Linked DNA regions of Homo sapiens: region 2 is linked to region 1. Evidence: read pairs that join two places in POLR2A ChIA-PET (ENCODE). Cell type or tissue: B cell. All regions are shown on one strand. Links, peaks and the distances in the headings refer to the core of each region. The heading gives the core; the rest is flanking DNA. Region 1 has its middle 51 kb from the start of DLEU7-AS1. Region 2 has its middle 110 kb from the start of DLEU1-AS1.

The links. ChIA-PET counts read pairs that join two places held together with the same protein. Peaks named below come from ENCODE experiments on the same cell type or tissue, not always from the same donor. Only the 100,000 strongest peaks of a DNase experiment are listed, where the experiment ranks them.
Region 2: POLR2A ChIA-PET joins it to region 1 with 5 read pairs; 2 of 35 experiments call an interaction of 5 or more read pairs at or near these places.

The regions. Positions count from the first base shown.
Region 1 is chr13:50,752,990-50,761,330 of GRCh38, reverse strand. It overlaps a transcript of DLEU7 not described here. Among named protein-coding and RNA genes, the nearest start is that of DLEU7-AS1, 51 kb to the left of the region's middle. RefSeq lists enhancers at 4,829-4,938, 4,969-5,018, 5,049-5,098. In B cell, for the core only: no CTCF peak of the experiment used is centred there; a DNase peak (open chromatin) is centred at 5,060; H3K27ac peaks cover 1,132 bases.
Region 2 is chr13:50,632,566-50,640,906 of GRCh38, reverse strand. No RefSeq gene overlaps it. Among named protein-coding and RNA genes, the nearest start is that of DLEU1-AS1, 110 kb to the right of the region's middle. RefSeq lists enhancers at 4,540-4,834, 5,231-5,430 and a silencer at 4,540-4,834. In B cell, for the core only: no CTCF peak of the experiment used is centred there; DNase peaks (open chromatin) are centred at 4,756 and 5,176; H3K27ac peaks cover 2,574 bases.

The DNA of each region.
Region 1 (8,341 bases), core at 215-8,214:
CCCCCTTCTCAAACTCTTTTGACAAACCACTGCTGCCGATGGCTGAACTTCAGCTGACACCTTCCTGCTAAAGCTCTATAAAACATTCTGCCCTCCTTCCCCAAGTTACAACGCCCCTTTGGATCCTTCTCATGCCTGGTATTTTTGAATAAAAGCTGATATGAATGGTGCTCTGGTTGATTTTTTCTGAGCAAGGACGGGATCCCCAGTGGACAATTCAGTCTTTCATGGTCTCTCACAACACAATCCAGGTGTGTTTCTCCTTCAGGCAAATACAGTGTGGACCACATGGCCTCCCCCATCCAGTGGCTGCACCATCCAAGTCACTTTCACAAGAAAAGGAGAGATGGAGGAGACATGCTGTTCTTGACTGCTTCTACTTGGAAATACCACAAATTTTCATTGCCCCAAATGAATCATAGGCCCCACTCTGACTGCCAGGGGTATCTGATGAGGCTGAATTCTCTTTGACACATTTAAGCCATCAAGATTTCAGGCTTATTTGCTATCATACCATAGCCTAACCTATACTGGCTAATGTATTTACTAAATTTATAAACAATATATGAACATTTTCTTAAATTTAAGATTCATCACATTTAGAAATTTGCTTGATTAAATTTTCAGTAAATACTTACATGCATGGGAAGTTTTACTATTAGAAAATTGGGCCAGGCACAGTGGCTCACGCCTGTAATCCCAACACTTGGGAAGCCACGGCAGAAGGATCACTTGAGGCCAGGAGTTTGAGACCAGCCTGGTCAACATAGCAAGACCCTCATCTCTACAAAAAATACAAAAGTTAGCCAGACCTGGTGGCACATGCCTGTAATCCTAGCGACTTGTGAGGCTGAGGCAGGAGGATTGCTTGAGCCCACGAGTTTGAGGCTGCTGTGAACTATGATCATGCCAGTGAACTCCAGCCTGGGCAACAGAGTGAGACCCTGTCCCTGCCCTCCCATTGCCCCCAGCTCCCACCAAAAAAAAGAATACTGAAGTGCTTAAAAGTACTTATATTTGTAAGTGTAATTGAAAGTATTCAAAGATGTTTAATTAGCTTGCTTTATAAAATGAGACCAAATATTATTCAAGGGATCCTTAACTGTGATTGCTAAAATTTGGCAGAAGTTTTTATTTTACAAGTAAAATAGGATTTATAAGATGAACACAAAAGCCTAAATATGAATTGCATTTTTAAATATAGAGCTTGAATAAATCTAACATTGCTGTCTAAAAACCAGACCAAACCCCTGAATGATCTTTTGTATGCATAAAGTGTATACTCAAGAATACGTAAAAGACCTCATATTTAGCAATTTGCTATGGAACCAGGTAGAGCTGACACTGACTGATGAGCTACATGGGGGGTCACTATCCAAGGAATAGTAGGATCTCAGAAGGGAGGGTCCAAAGGATGGAAGGTGGCTGGCAGAGGGAAGAGAGAATTTGCAGGACTGGGCTCCAGGAGAGAAGTTCTTGCTGTGGAGGGGTGGCCAAAGAGTGTACGTGGAGATCCAGGGTAACTCAGAGAAGTCACAGAAGCCCCCTGAGTTCTTAGCACACTGAGAATCTAAAATAGGTCCAATATTTCCCTCACGGGTCACTTCTTCCACTGGGTCACTTCCTCTGCTGACTCCCTTCCTGGTGTTTTTCCACTGGGAAAGAATGGATCTAAGAGAGTGACACTGGGGGCCACCTGACTAGCTGAATAAGAAGACTACTATCACTACTGTGCCCTTCTGCCCTGATCTATTCATGATAAGGGCTAAATAAGAATAAGCCCTTACATGTGCATAGGACTTTAGAGTGTACAAAGTGCTTCATAAAACTCCCAAAACTTATTCATTTAACTTTCACTATAGACCTCTGAAGTCTTTATTTCTGCCACACATTTAGTTCCATCCCTAGTTTACACACATGGAATCAAAATCTCATAAACTTCTAAATCTGTGGGAGGCCTAAGAGATCATTGGGATCAAGCCATTCTTCCAGTAGATGAAGGAACCAAGACCCATAATAGTTAAGTGATTTTACTGAAGCCATACAGCTAGTATGTTATGTCAGTCAGATATTTTTGTGTTTGTTTCTTTGTTCCTTCCAGATATCTCTAAATGAAGCTGATAGACTAGGCTTAAAATGGAAAATATGTATATGGGGGGAGTGGAAAAGGAGGTTACAAAGATGAGGAATAAATCAACCCCTGTCTAAGGGAATGTGTTTGCAAATTGGATGAACTAGTTTGAAATGAATTTTCAAAGGAATTCCGATTTTCTTGTGGTAGCTAATGATTGAAGAATCTCAGTGACACTAGTTCAAGACATTCTCCATTGAGGATTACACATTAAAATATTTGGAAATGGGGGCTGTGGTAAGCCTAAGATGGGCTCCAATTATCCTTGCTTCCTTCTGCAATCTTCTCCCCTTGAATGTGGGCTGGACATAGTGACTCACTTCCAGTGAATAGAAAACAATAGCTAAGTAAAGGAGTGCCACTCCTGAGATTTAGTCATAAAAAGACTATGGCTTCTTTCTTGAGTATCCTCTTTCTCCTTCTCTCTCATCCCTCACTCTGGAGAAAGCCAGTTGTGTTTATAGTCAGCCCTGTGGAGAGGTTCATGTGACAAGGAACTGAGGGAGGCCTTCAGCCAACAGTGGGAAATAGAGCCCTCTGTCCAACTGCCCATGAGGCCTGGCAACCAGCAGGTAAGTGGGCTTAGAGCTGACTTCCCCCGGTGGAGTCTTCAGTGGAGACCACAGCCCCACAGCCCCAGCCCTAAGTGACTGCTTAACTGCAGCTTCATGAAAGCTACTGAGCCAGAGGCACCCAGCTGAGAAATACTGGGATTCCTGACTCACGGAAACTGTGAATACTGTGAAACTGACATAATAAATTTTTTTTACACTGCTCACTTTGGGGGCCATTTGTTATGCAGCAGTGGATAACTAATACAAGAGTGAAATAAGGACAAAAGAAACCTTAATTAACTGGTTATCTTCTCACTTTGATCAATGTGTACCACAGTCTTAAAGACACATTTTGGAGTGTTTTTAACGTTTCTTTAGCACTGTTAACAATAAGCTTCCAAATCACAAAATTCAAAAATTATCTATTTTCCCCATTAAACATGTTGCTTGCTCCAATTATGGTTAAAAATACATCTTGGGGCCAGGTGTAGTGACTCACACCTGTAATTCTACCACTTTGGGAGGCTGAGGTGGGAGGATTGCTTAAGGCCAGCAATTTGAGACCAACCTGGGCAACATAGCTAAACCTCATCTCAAAAAAAAAAAAAAAAAAAAAAAAATCTTGGTAATGAAAATAATACTGGGGACCAAGTTAGGTATAAAATATATTTCACACTTACCATATTTAGATGCAAGGTCTAGAAGAATTGTTCTGAAGATATGATGGAGTTGGTATTTTAGGTGTAAATCACTGCCTGAATCAGAGTGCTTCTCTCTTTCCTGGAGGCCACTCCTCAGCAGCTGGTTAGCCCTGGAAAGTTCTCAAGGAGCCCCTGCACTTTTGCTAACATCACATTGCTTATTTGAAGAGCTGTGGATATGCCTGAAAAAGATATAACAAATTCCTATTTTATAATCACATTTAGAAAGAGAAACATTTCCATATTCTATCCCCTACCCATCCACTCAGCCTGTGATCAAGTTCAGCCTGAAAGATGGAGGTTTAGAGGAAAATAGAAATCGATTGCAGTAACAAGCATGACGAATAGTGTGCCAGGAGAAACAAACCTAGACTGAAGGTGTGAGCGCTCGAGTTTACAAAGTCAAGTTTTGCATTGGTTTGGCTGGTGGGGAAACTCTAGAATGCCATGCAGCAGAAATGAAAAAGTAACATCTCAGAATCTCTGATCATTTTGGATGTCTATCAATAAACCTAGCATGGCAGATTAGCAGAGAATAAGTCAAGAAGAATTATGACCAGAGAAGATTAATTGAAGTCAAGGTTCCTATGACTAAATTTGTTTATATCTGGGTGCTGAGTTAGAAGCCCAACTAGTTCGTCTGCCTCACTTTTGTGTTGCTAATTTCTTTAAAAAAACAACAACAACAAAAGATCATCATTGCAGATGGGAGGCAGGACTAGATTGCAGCTCTGACTCAGATGGACAGAGCAGTGTGCAGAGGCTTGCATCATGAATTTTAGCTCCAGAATGACAAGAATAAACCAGAAATCCTGAGAGGATCCACAGACCCTCTGAAAGAAGCGGACTGCTCCTGCAGGACCTGGAAGACACTGTAAATACTGTGAGTGCCCAAACTGCAGAAGTGGGAAAGGGAAACCCTCCGCTCCTGAACACACACCCTCACTGGAGTAAATAAAAGAAGGCTTAATTTGCGGGAGAAGTTTCCAACCTTACCTGGAGCTCAGCCAATTTAGAGAGCCCAGCAAAATACAGGGGTAGAGGAAGCAGCGGGAAAGGCCCCAGGAGCTCGCTGGGTCCCCAAGCAGGCTATTCCTGCCTGGCATGACAGGGATCCTTCGGGAGGGCAGCCAGAGGTATGGGGGAAAACACCACAGGAAGAAGGAAGTCTCCAGCTGAAATTTGAAAAAATTTGAACCCAGAAAGAAGCTTCCTGGCCGGAAATCAGGGGAGGGTGCAAATCTGGTGTGTAGACTCCACAGGCAGGGGAAGAACAAAAGCTGTGTTCTTTCACAGCTGGGAGGCAGGTAGCCTGGGGCAAGTTCTCAAGCCCTGCTCGGCCCACTGCCTGGAAACAGCCTCAGGGTTGTTAGCGGGTCACAGTGAGAGGGAGACCGGCCCTCTGAATTGTGTGGGAGCTGAATGAGGCCTGTGACTGTCGGCTTTCCCCCACTTCCCTGACAACCTGCATGACTCAGCAGAGGCAGCCATAATCTTTCTAGGTACACAACTCCATTGACCTGGGAACCTCACCCTCATCTCCCACAGCAGCCACAGCAAGACCCATCGAAGGAGAGTCTGAGCTCAGACATGCCTAGTCCTGCCCCTACCTGATGGGCCTTCCCTATTCACTCTGGCAGCTGAAGACAAAGGGCGTATACTCTTGGGAGTTCTAGGGCCCCGCCCACCACCTGTTTCTCTCCATACTACCACAGCTGATGCTCTCTGGAAAGTGCCACCTCCTGGCAGGAGGCCAACCAGCACAAAAATAGAACATTAAACCACCAAAAAGCTAAGAACCCTCACAGAGTCCATTTCACCCCCCTGCAACCTCCACCAGAACAGGTGCTGGTATCCGTGGCTGAGAGACCCATAGACAGTTCACATCACAGGACTCTGTGCAGACAACCCCCAGTACCAGCCTGGAGGTGGGGAGACTTGCTGGGTGGCTAGACCCAGAAGAGAGATAACAATCATTGCAGCTTGGCTCACAAAAAGCCACATCCATAGGAAAAGGGGGAGAGTACTGCATCAAGGGAACACCCCATGGGACAAAAGAATCTGAACAACAGCCTTCAGCCCTAGACCTTGCCTCTGACGGAGCCTACCTAAATGAAAAGGAAGCAGAAAAACAACACTGGTAATATGGCAAAACAAAGTACAAAGTTCTTTAATACCGTGCCCCCCCCCTCAAAAAAAAATCACATTAGCTCACCAGCAATGGATACAAACCAAGAAGAAATCCCTGATTTACCTGGAAAAGAATTCAGGAGGTTAGTTATTAAGCTAATTGGGGAGGCACCAGAGAAAGGCGAAGCCCAATGCAAGGACATCTGAAAAGTGATACAAGAAGTGAAGGGAGAAATATTAAAGGAAATAGATAGCATAAAAAAAAGCAATAAAAACTTCAGGAAACATTGGACACATTTATAGAAATACAAAATGTTCTGGAAAGTCTCAGCAATAGAATTGAACAAGTAGAAGAACGAAATTCAGAGCTTAAAGACAAGGTCTTCAAATTAACCCAATATAACAAAGACAAAGAAAAAAGAATAAGAAAATATGAACAAAGCCTCCAAGAAGTCTGGGATTATGTTAAACAACCAAACCTAAGAATAATCGGTGTTCTTGAGGGAGAAGAGAAATCTAAGAGTTTGGAAAACATATTTGGGGGAATAATAGAGTAAAACTTTCCCAGCCTTGCTAGAGACATAGACATTCAAATACAAGAAGCACAAAGAACACCTGGGAAATTCATCACAAAAAGATCATCACCTACACACATTGTCATCAGGGTATCTAAAGTTAAGACGAAGGAAGGAATCTTAAGAGCTATGAGACAAAGGCACCAGTTAACCTATAAAGGAAAACCTATCAGACTAACAGCAGATTTCTCAACAGAAACCTTGCAAGCTAGAAGAGATTGGGGCCCTATCTTCAGCCTCCTCAAGCAAAACAATTTTCAGCCAAGAATTTTGTATCCAGTGAAGATAAGAATCACATATGAAGGAAAGATACAGTCTTTTTCAGACAAACAAATGCTGAGAGAATTCGCCACTACCAAACCACTACAACAAGAACTGCTAAAAGGAGCTCTAAATCTTGAAGCAAATCCTGGAAACACATCAAAACAGAACCTCTTTAAGGTATAAATCACACAGGACCTATAATACAAAAATACAATTTAAAAAGCAAAAACAAAAAAACCAAGGTACACAGCCAACAAATAGCACAATGAATGCAATGGTACTTCATATCTCAATACTAACACTGGATGTTAATGGCTTAAATGCTCCACTTAAAAGATACAGAACTGCAGAATAGATAAGAACTCACTGACCAACTATCTGCTGCTTTCAGGAGACTCACCTAACACATAAGGACTCACATAAACTTAAAGTAAAGGGGTGGAAAAAGGCATTTTATGCAAATGGACACCAAAAGGGAGCAGAGATAGCTATTCTTATTTCAGACAAAACAAACTTTGAAGCAGCAGCAGTTAAAAGAGACAAAGAGGGATATTATATAATGGTAAAAGGCCTTGTCCAACAGGAAAATATCACAATCCTAAACATATATGCATCTAACACTGGAGCTCCCAAATTTATAAAACAATTACTAATAGACCTAAGAAATGAGATAGACAGCAACACAATAATAGTGGGGGACTTCAATACTCCACTGATAGCACTAGACAGGTCGTCAAGACAGAAACTCAACAAGGAAACAATGGATTTAAACTACCTTGGAACAAATGGACTTAACAGATATATACAGAACATTTCATCCAATAATCGCAAATACACATTCTATTTAACAGCATATGGAACCTTCTTTAAGATAGACCATATGATAGGCCATAAAATAAGCTGGAATAAATTTAAGAAAATTGAAATTATATCAAGCACTCTCTCAGACCACAGTGGGAAAAAACTGGAAATCAACTCCAAAAGGAACCTTCAAAACCATGCAAATACATGGAAATTAAATAACCTGCTCCTGAATGAGCACTTGGTCAAAAAACGAAATCAAGATGGAAATTAAAAAATTCTTCAAACTGAACGACAATAATGACACTGAGAGGTGACAGTGTGCTGGCAGCCCTTGCAGCCCTCGCTCGCTCTTGGCACCTCTGCCTGGGCTCCCACTTTGGCGGCACTTGAGGAGCCTTTCAGCCTACCGCTGCACTGTGGGAGCCCCTTTCTGGGATGGTCAAGGCCTGAGCTGGCTCCCTCAGCTTGCAGGGAGGTGTGGAGGGAGAAGCCTGAGTGGGAACTGGGGCTGCGCACGGTGCTTGCGGGCCAGTGCGAGTTCCGGGTGGGCGTGGGCTCGGGGGACTCCACTCAGAGCAGCTGGCCTGCCCTGCTGGCCCCGGGCAATGAGGGGCTTAGCAACCGGGCCAGCGGCTGTGGAGGATGTACTGGGTCCCCCAGCAGAGCCGGCCCACCAGTGCTGTGCTCAATTTCTTGCCAGGCCTTAGCTGCCTTCCCACGGGGCAGGGCTCGGGGCCTGCAGCCCGCCATGCCTGAGCCTCCCACCCCCTCCGTGTGCTCCTGTGCAGCCCGAGCCTCCCCAACGAGCGCCGCCCCCTGCTCCAGGGCGCCCAGTCCCATTGACCACGCAAGGGCTGAGGAGTGCAGGTGCATGGCGTGGGACTGGCAGGCAGCTCCACCTGCAGCCCTGGTGCGGGATCCACTGGGTGAATCCAGCTGGGCTCCTGAGTCTGGTGGGGATGTGGAGAACCTTTATGTCTAGCTAAGGGATTGTAAATACACCAATCGGCACTCTGTATCTAGCTCAAGGTTTGTAAACACACCAATCAGCACTCTGTCTAGCTCAGGGTTTGTGAATGCACCAATCGACACTCTGTATCTAGGTACTGTGGTGGGGACTTGGAGAAACTTTGTGTCAACACTCTTTATGTAGCTAATCTGGTGGGGACGAGGAGAACCTTT
Region 2 (8,341 bases), core at 180-8,179, 120 kb after region 1:
ACCCATGTACCTGCTAAATCTAAAGTAAAAGTTGAAAAAGAAAATAAAGACATTAAAATACCTTCTTCAGAATTAGTTATTCCCCATTTTTCTACTTTGAGTCTATTTATTATGGAAAAAAACATCACTAGGACCATTCTTTTTTTTGGAAGGTATTTGTCATCTGTCATAAATCTGTATGGCTGGCTTTCAATAGGGACATTAATTTTAAAAACATGAATTATCTATTTGATATTCTTCCTATTCACCATTCTCTGCATTTGGAATACAAATTATGATGATTTAGTCATCCGTATTCTTTTTTTTTTTTTACCACAACCAGACAAGTTTGCCTAGAATTTTTTCTCTTCATTGGAAAATATTTTAATTTAGTACAACATAAAAATATTTGTCAAGTTGTATTTCAGAAAATCTTGAGGCAATTTTCTCTTGTTTGTCTCAATTCTGCCTGACATTCATTGTGCCCTTCAAGCAACAAGATAAAAGAACAATAGATTTTTAAAATAAATAAAAAGCTTTTCATTGTTGATGTTGATTTCTGTTGTCTTATAGAAATAGGAGGTCATAGAAGGCATAGTAAGTGGGGAAGTCAAAAGATCTTGGTCAAGTCTGCGTTCTATAATTGACTGTGTGACCTGGACAATTTGGTAAATTGAGCTTCACGTTTCTTGTCTGAAAATTAGATAACTGGTCTAGAATCAGTAACCCTCAAACTGTCTATTATTGTGAAATTTTATTTTAAGAAAAAAAAGATTAAGTATTGGAGGAAAGGAATCTCCAAATTTAAGGCAGATAAAACCAGAACTGCCCTGTAAGAGGTAAAAAGAAGCCTATTCAACTGCCTTTTTTCATTCTGTGGTGGCCTCTGCTTTCTCTGAGGAGACCTGTTGTTTGAAATGCAGCCAGGAGACCACTGGCCTAGAAGATATCCATGTTTCTTTCAGCTTCAAAGGTTGAGATTCCACTCGAACTGAGCTAACAGAGCTTAGATATGTGTTTACCTGTGAAATAGAATCTGACCTCAAGAAGCTCCTCCACCCAGCTAATAGGTGGTTTGGAAAGAAAAGAAATCACATAGGTTAAGAAGGAAGGTATTAAAAAAATAAGTTCTAATTTCAAGAGAAAAAATAATTTTAGATAAAAGAATATAGGATCAGGAAAAGAAGGTGTGATTTGAGGACAAGGGAGGTAGAGAACATTTTAAAAAGTAAGCACAAAGCTAGCAGCCATTATTAATAAATTGTAAAGGCAAGTCATCCTATATTTTTTTCTGCCACAAATGACACCATGGATGACTGACGCTACAGGTTCTAACTATGTTCATAAGGTCAGGGCTGCCTGAACTCCAAGACAGCAATAAACAGACCAAGAAAAGCTTCCAGGAAAGTTGAGGGCAGGAAAGATACACTTTCTTCTTCTTGTCTGCCCTTCTCCCACCCAGCCCCTATCAAACTCGACGCAAGATTCCAAATTCAAGATGTTTCCAAATGACAGGAAAAAGGAGATCTTCTGAATCAATTTGAAAATGAAAGATAATTTAAATTATTCAGAAATGCTTTCAAGTTATTCCAGAAATATGTTAGAGCACTATGTGATGAAGCAGTCCTGATAGCCCACTGCGTATGTCTCCTAACTGAGGGATATTAAGTGCTATGTCATAAAGGACTGAAAGCTGCACCTCAAACATGATGCAGCTTCCTGTTGTGCCCATTTTTGTGATGGCAAGTTATTTAAAAAGCAATTTTTTATCTTTATATAATATGCATATTATTATGGAGCAGAATGCAGTATTTACTTTTTTTAAAATATTCAATTGTGAGACTTTAATGATATCTAGCACACATGACAGGTTCTCACCACTGTGTGCCCTCATTCACTCTCTTCCCCATTAGGCATATGTCTTTTGATGGCACAACATCAATGATACCCTACCCCTTCAAGGGATCTGGTATGTCTGTTATAGAAAGCAAACCTCTCTAATGTAAAACAGTTTGAGGGCAATCAGGGCAACATCATATACACAAAGAGAAATAATCAATTGGATCTTTGCATCTATCACATGTTCAACATGTGTTCTCAAAATAGGAAGAATTTTCCAGCATGTAATCATCCTTTTGGGCATTATCAGACTTTTAGATATCACAGGAGTAACTTAGCATTTCTACATGTAAAGATTTTTATCCATTAATTTCTCATAATTCTATAAAGCAAAATAAAAAATTTATAAAAAGCAATCCCAAAGCATAGAAAATAAAATGGAGCCTCTGAGCTTAAATCTAAATGTTGTCACTTGGAATAATTCTTTTCTTTGTGGTCAAGCCTACCTTGGTTGCCAACTTGACTCAAAATAAAAGAACTATTTCAAGTGATTTTAAAATTCAGTAACTGGTATGTTCTTGCCACTGCACTCCAGCTTGGATGACAGTGAGCCTCTGTCTCTGAAAAAAAAAAAAAAAATCGGTAATTGGGATATATCCTACAGTCAAAACAACTACAAAAAAAAAAAAAGAAAAGAAAATCTTAAACTGTTTTCAGAAATCATAGTGTTGGTAGTAGTTTTGGTATTGTTATTCTAAAACTGTTTCAGAGACATGGTAAGATAGAAAAAATGGGTGGGTAATTATATGATATTCTAATTCCATCAATCCCACTGTCATAGAAAACTTAGATACTTAGCACAGAGAAAGGAGATATAGATGGAAGATAAAAAAAATAAGACTCTACAGAACTAAATTTGCACTGGAAGTCTCAATATGAACTCTCAATATATTTCATGCTAAAAAAAATCCCAAGAAACAATGAACAACCTAGTAACAATGAATGCTCCCAGTTTCTAGACTGTGGCCCACATACCATTTTTCAGTAAAAGAAACCAAGATTCTCAAGAGAAATATGATTCTAGATCTGAAATACACAAGATGAATCAAATGATTCAAAAGCCAACTCAAATAGGCTCCCACTGGCCAAAGATGTGACATTTATGCATTCAAAAGAACAAAGACGGCCGGGCGCAGTGGCTCACGCCTGTAATCCCAGCACTTTGGGAGGCCGAGGTGGGTGGATCACGAGGTCAGGAGATCGAGATCATCCTGGCTAACACAGTGAAACCCCGTCTCTACTAAAAATACAAAAAAATTAGCCTGGCGTGGTGGCGGGTGCCTGTGGTCCCAGCTATTCGGGAGGCTGAGGCAGGAGAATGGCGTGAACCTGGCAGGCGGAGCTTGCAGTGAGCCGAGATCATGCCACTGCACTCCAGCCTGGGCAACAGAGCAAGACTCCATCTCAAAAAAAAAAAAAAAATAGCACAAAGACTGCAATTAGCTAAAAGATGCAAAATATATTTAAATTCATGACTTCATAATTTTTTTAAAAAAACTCAGTAGTTATCTTCAAATATTTTTCATTATTGAAAACAGACAAATTAAGGGAGAGAATCAAGCACCTATCCTGTCTTCCCCATTAGAAACAGCTCTGAATAACATAACGGTCAATCAGGGAAAGTTTCTCTTTATAGAAGTTATTATTCTGGCTAATAAATGAAGAAGTAACATAGACTAACACCATTTAAAAAATCCCTAATGAATTAACAGAGAACCATATTAATTAATGCCACAAGGATACAATTGACAAAATCCAAACTGTGGGAAACCTTGGCTTATTCAACAGATAAATTGAAAGGACTACATAACAAGAGGTGGAAATAGAACTTATTAATTAATAAAGACTTAGGAACATATCCACTAGTCACAAGATTTCCAGTGATCTCACAAATATAATTTTTAAAGTTTGGTTTATTTGAATCCCGTTTCAAAGAAACTGAACTTTAAAAATTGTATTTATGAGACCACTGGAAATTTGAATACCGAGTTCTCTAATCAGCAGAAACAGATCTAATCAGCAGAAATGGATACTGAAGATTATTCTGAAAATACAGCCCATAAGGAGTTTGCAGAAATCCTTGGGAGGGTAATAGACTTCCCATGATCTATGGGAGGGCTATTGCAGTTCCAAAAGCTTATGTCTAGGTCCTTCCACCCCATAAGCCCTAATACATGCATTAATCACCCTTTTTCACCCTAAGTGACCAAATAACTGATCTGAGGAAGCACCCAGGAGGCTTGGGATATACTCCTGATTGTCATTAGTTACCACATGACTTACGACCGGCACTCAATTTATTTGGTCCTCAGTTACCACATTGGTACAATGAGAATAGCTTCAGGTTCTAAACATGACAATGATTCTATTCTAACTCGTGGTGTTGTGAATTGGTGCAAGGGGTGGGTAACCAGCAGCGAGCAGACTGAAACTCACAAATAGGTCCGCAGGTGATGTGTCCTTTCTTGTGTTGGCATCCCCAGAGAGGCGGACTATGGCCAGAGCAGCGACAAACACACTGAGGGGCCTTGCGGCAAGGGAGACATCCCACTTCCTGTTGTTTTCCATCGTTATAGGAGTGGGGTCTGTCTCTGAATTACAGCCTCTTGGTGTGAGAGCAGTCTGAGAAAATCAATATTTTGGGCTCAGCTACTAAGCTGCCTGAGCTTAGGTTCTAGCTGTTTAGGGGATTGCTAGGAAATGCCAGAGGCTCAGCACCTGGAGGCTTTAGGGGTCCTAAACCTGTGGGAAGTTAGTTTGAGACAGCCACTCCCACTGGAGAAAGGAATGTCCCTGGTCCTATGAGAACTTGTAGCCTCTCCTAGGAGAGGTGGGGCTTTCAGGCTACCTTGGTTGCCAGGCAACCCAGAGAAAGCTCTCAGGCCAGGGTAATTTACATACTCATTCTGCTTGTCTCCACAATTAGGTATCTATGTGGGTAATTTACTTAAACAAAGTTTGACATTTATTCATATTGTTACCAAGCAAAAGGCCTTGCTGCCTGAAGTGCTAGAAACCAATACTATGACACTGGGGTTTTGAGAAAATAAAAGCTTTTTATTGTAGGTCGACCAACAAGGGGACAGAAGTTCAGCTCAAATCTGTCTCCTTGTGCTGACTTTAAGGCAGTATTTTTATTAGAAAAGGGTTAGGGGTGGATTCTGAGATTAACTGGTGATTGGTGGAAGGAAAGGGGAGATCCAGAAAATCCTTGGCACACACAGTTATCTCTGCACGCTTCCTCATGGGTCACATGTTGCAAATTTGGGGGAAGTTAGTGTGAAACATGCAGTGGAAATTTGGGTTGTGACATCAGCAAGCTCGTTCTGCACTGACTCCATTTGGCCATATTGGTTCCAACTGATTTCAGCTAGGTTTGTTATGTTGCAAGCAGAGGGAGTTTCCGCATTTCAGCAAGTTTTTTCTTTTCTTATCTAGTCACTGGTTTCTTTAACTGTTTGGGTCACAGTTTCAATAATACAAAATGTCTTGAGTTTCTAGCATGAGAGAGGAACAAGAGACACAGCAATGAAGAGGCCAGATGGCTCATGGAATTTTCATTCTAGACTATGACATCTCCAAAGTGTCTATAATTTTCTATTCATTTCCCTATGTTTGCTGTAATGCTTTGCCCTAAAGATACAAAAGGGTATGGATTCTTCACTGCATTTTCTCTTATCTCTATCTCTCTGTAACATTTCTTCTTCTGTAAAGGGAACAGATTGGAATTGACAGACTCTAAGGATCTTTTCAGGGCAGAAGTCTTGTTATATGAACGTTACGGTAATTAAAAAGACACCTGGGAAAGAGTCATATGAAAACTGAACTCAGAAGGAGAGCCCTAGGTGGAGGACAATGGGGAACTGGAATTTCTTTGCCCTGATTTCAGAAGCTTCCAGTTGTTTCTGAGATAGCTCTTGAAAAATTGCTGTTAACCTGGTACTCTCTAGTCATAAACATGCTCAGACTTAGGAAGTAGAGTCACAGATGAGGTTCCACAAAATTATAGCGATGCGGGATAGGATACAGGCATGTCAAGACAATGTGACTTTGAAAAGATGATAAGGCCTTTAAGGCCTGGAAGCACCTGATGTGACCAGATCAGAAGGTAATCTTTGGAAATTGAATCCTATCTTATATATCTGTGTTTCTCCCCCATTGATTTTCCTTGAGAATTAATTAAATTCTGAGAGTGCTCTCAGCCTATCACAGCTATGCTAAAGGGAGCCAATGATATTATTCCTACTCAGATTAACTGGGGCATACAATTTTATATTTTGAGGTAAAAGCAAGGCTCTCCACCCCACAGCATCCCAAAGTGCCATGGTCAGCCTCTGCACTCCTGTTAGAGTTTACTCTATACTCTCCAGACCAGGAGCCCCCAACCCCAGGGCCACAGACTGGTACTGGTCTGTGGCCTGTTAGGAACTGGGCCACACAGCAGGAGGTGAGTGACAGGTGAGTGAGAGAAGCTTCATCTGTATTTACAGCTGCTCCTCATAGCTTGCATTACCACCTGAGCCCTGACTCCTGTCAGATCAGCAGGCAGCATTAGATTCTCATAGGAGTGCAAACCCTATTGTGAACTGTGTATGCGAGGGATCTCGGTTGCATGCTCCTCATGAGAGTCTAATGCCTGATGATCTGTCACTGTCTCCCATCACCCCGACATGGGACCACCTAGTTGCAGGAAAACAAGCTCAGGGCTCCCACTGATTCTACATTATGTCAGATTGTATAATTGTTTCATTATATATCACAATGTAATAATAATGGAAATAAAGTGTACAATAAACCAGAATGCACTTGAATCATCCTGAAACCATCTCCCCACCCCGGGTCCATGGAAAAATTGCCTTCCACGAAACTGGCCCCTGGTGCCAAAAAGGCTGGAGACTGCTGCTCTAGATACTCTCTCACTTGAACATATAGAATTATCAGATGGGGCAACTCTGCTCTACCAGGACAGGTTTCCCAAACTCCAAATGCAGAGAAGGAATGGCTGGGGGTCTAGAATCTTTTCCCTCACAAGACTTCAGAACTCTTTCTGCAAACTTCTTCACTTCGTCTCTGAGCTTTGTGTACTAACAGAAAACTAAGGTGATGGAAAAGGGCAAGGAACTAAGACAGGTGACAGAAAAGGGCAAACAGCGTGTGCTCACCTTGCACTTGCTCAACTGAGAAGGTTCAGCCAAGGGACTCATGAAGAACAGAAGGTATCTAACCCAAAGTGGCTTTTGACTTTTCCTAGACTGAAAGGAGCTGGCAACTCCACCAGCTAAACATGGATTTAGGCACAGACTCATCATCCAGCATTCTGTCACCCACTCCAGGGCCTGACCAGCACACTTAAGGAGGTTCCATGGAAGTGACCAGGGTGTGGAGAAAAAGCAGAGTGGAAGGCAGAGTGGGTGCTGGACCAGCTGGTCTCTAGACTGCAGAGCTATGAGACTTCCTGGCAGTCTTAAGTCTTAGAGCATTGGCGTTTCATTTCATTTAGAGGCCGACTTCTTCCACATCATCTTCAGAAACAGGAAAGGAAGCTGGGCACTGTGGCTTATACCTGTAATCCCAGATGCTCAGGAGGTTGAGGCAGGAGGATCACTTGAGGCCAGGAGTTTGAGACCACCCTGAGCACATAGCAAGACCCCATCTCTATTTTACACACACACACACACACACACACACACACACACACTAAAAATAAACTTCAAATATTAAAAATGGGAAAGGATTGTGTTCTCTTTACTCTCTCTGTCATCTCTGACTACATTATACTTTTATAATTAGTGAACCACAAAATAATCACATAGCTTCAACAGGAAGTTGAAGATGTAAAGGAATTCTTTAGAAAACAATGAGTTTTGCAACATGAATAATTTTCTCCAAATTCTTCTGATTCTAAGTCCCCATTTTCCCTACATATCTGTAGTTGGACTGTTTTAATGAGGCAATGGAAACCTATTGCAGGTGTTTGATCTGGGGGTAGACCTAGGATCTGTCTTCTTTTAAGTAGAACATTGTGCTAATGCCTACAAGGTTAAAGGCTCAGAAGTGTAATCTCCATAAAGGGACCTCTGAGCTGGGAATGTGGTTGTGAACTTACTTGGACAACCTTGGATAACCTTGAAAGACGTATTCTAAACTTGCCCACTTAGGAAGTTGCCTACTTGAAGCACTCGCCCATCTGTAAGTTGGGATAATTCTTGTCCTATTTATTACACAGAGATGTATATATTGTTCCAGCTGTAAATCAAAATGGATGCTCTCATATGAGGAAGGGGAAAGACAGCACCAATGGGAAGCTGACTGCAACTTCAGAAAATGAAGGAGAGTAAGTTTGTAAAGCATTGAAGGGAAGTGATGAAGACACAAGATACTGCTGGGTGGAAAAGCAGGAACAGCCATGTGCAGGGCAACAAGAGATTGATTAAAAAGATAGAATATGCCTCTTTTTGGTACT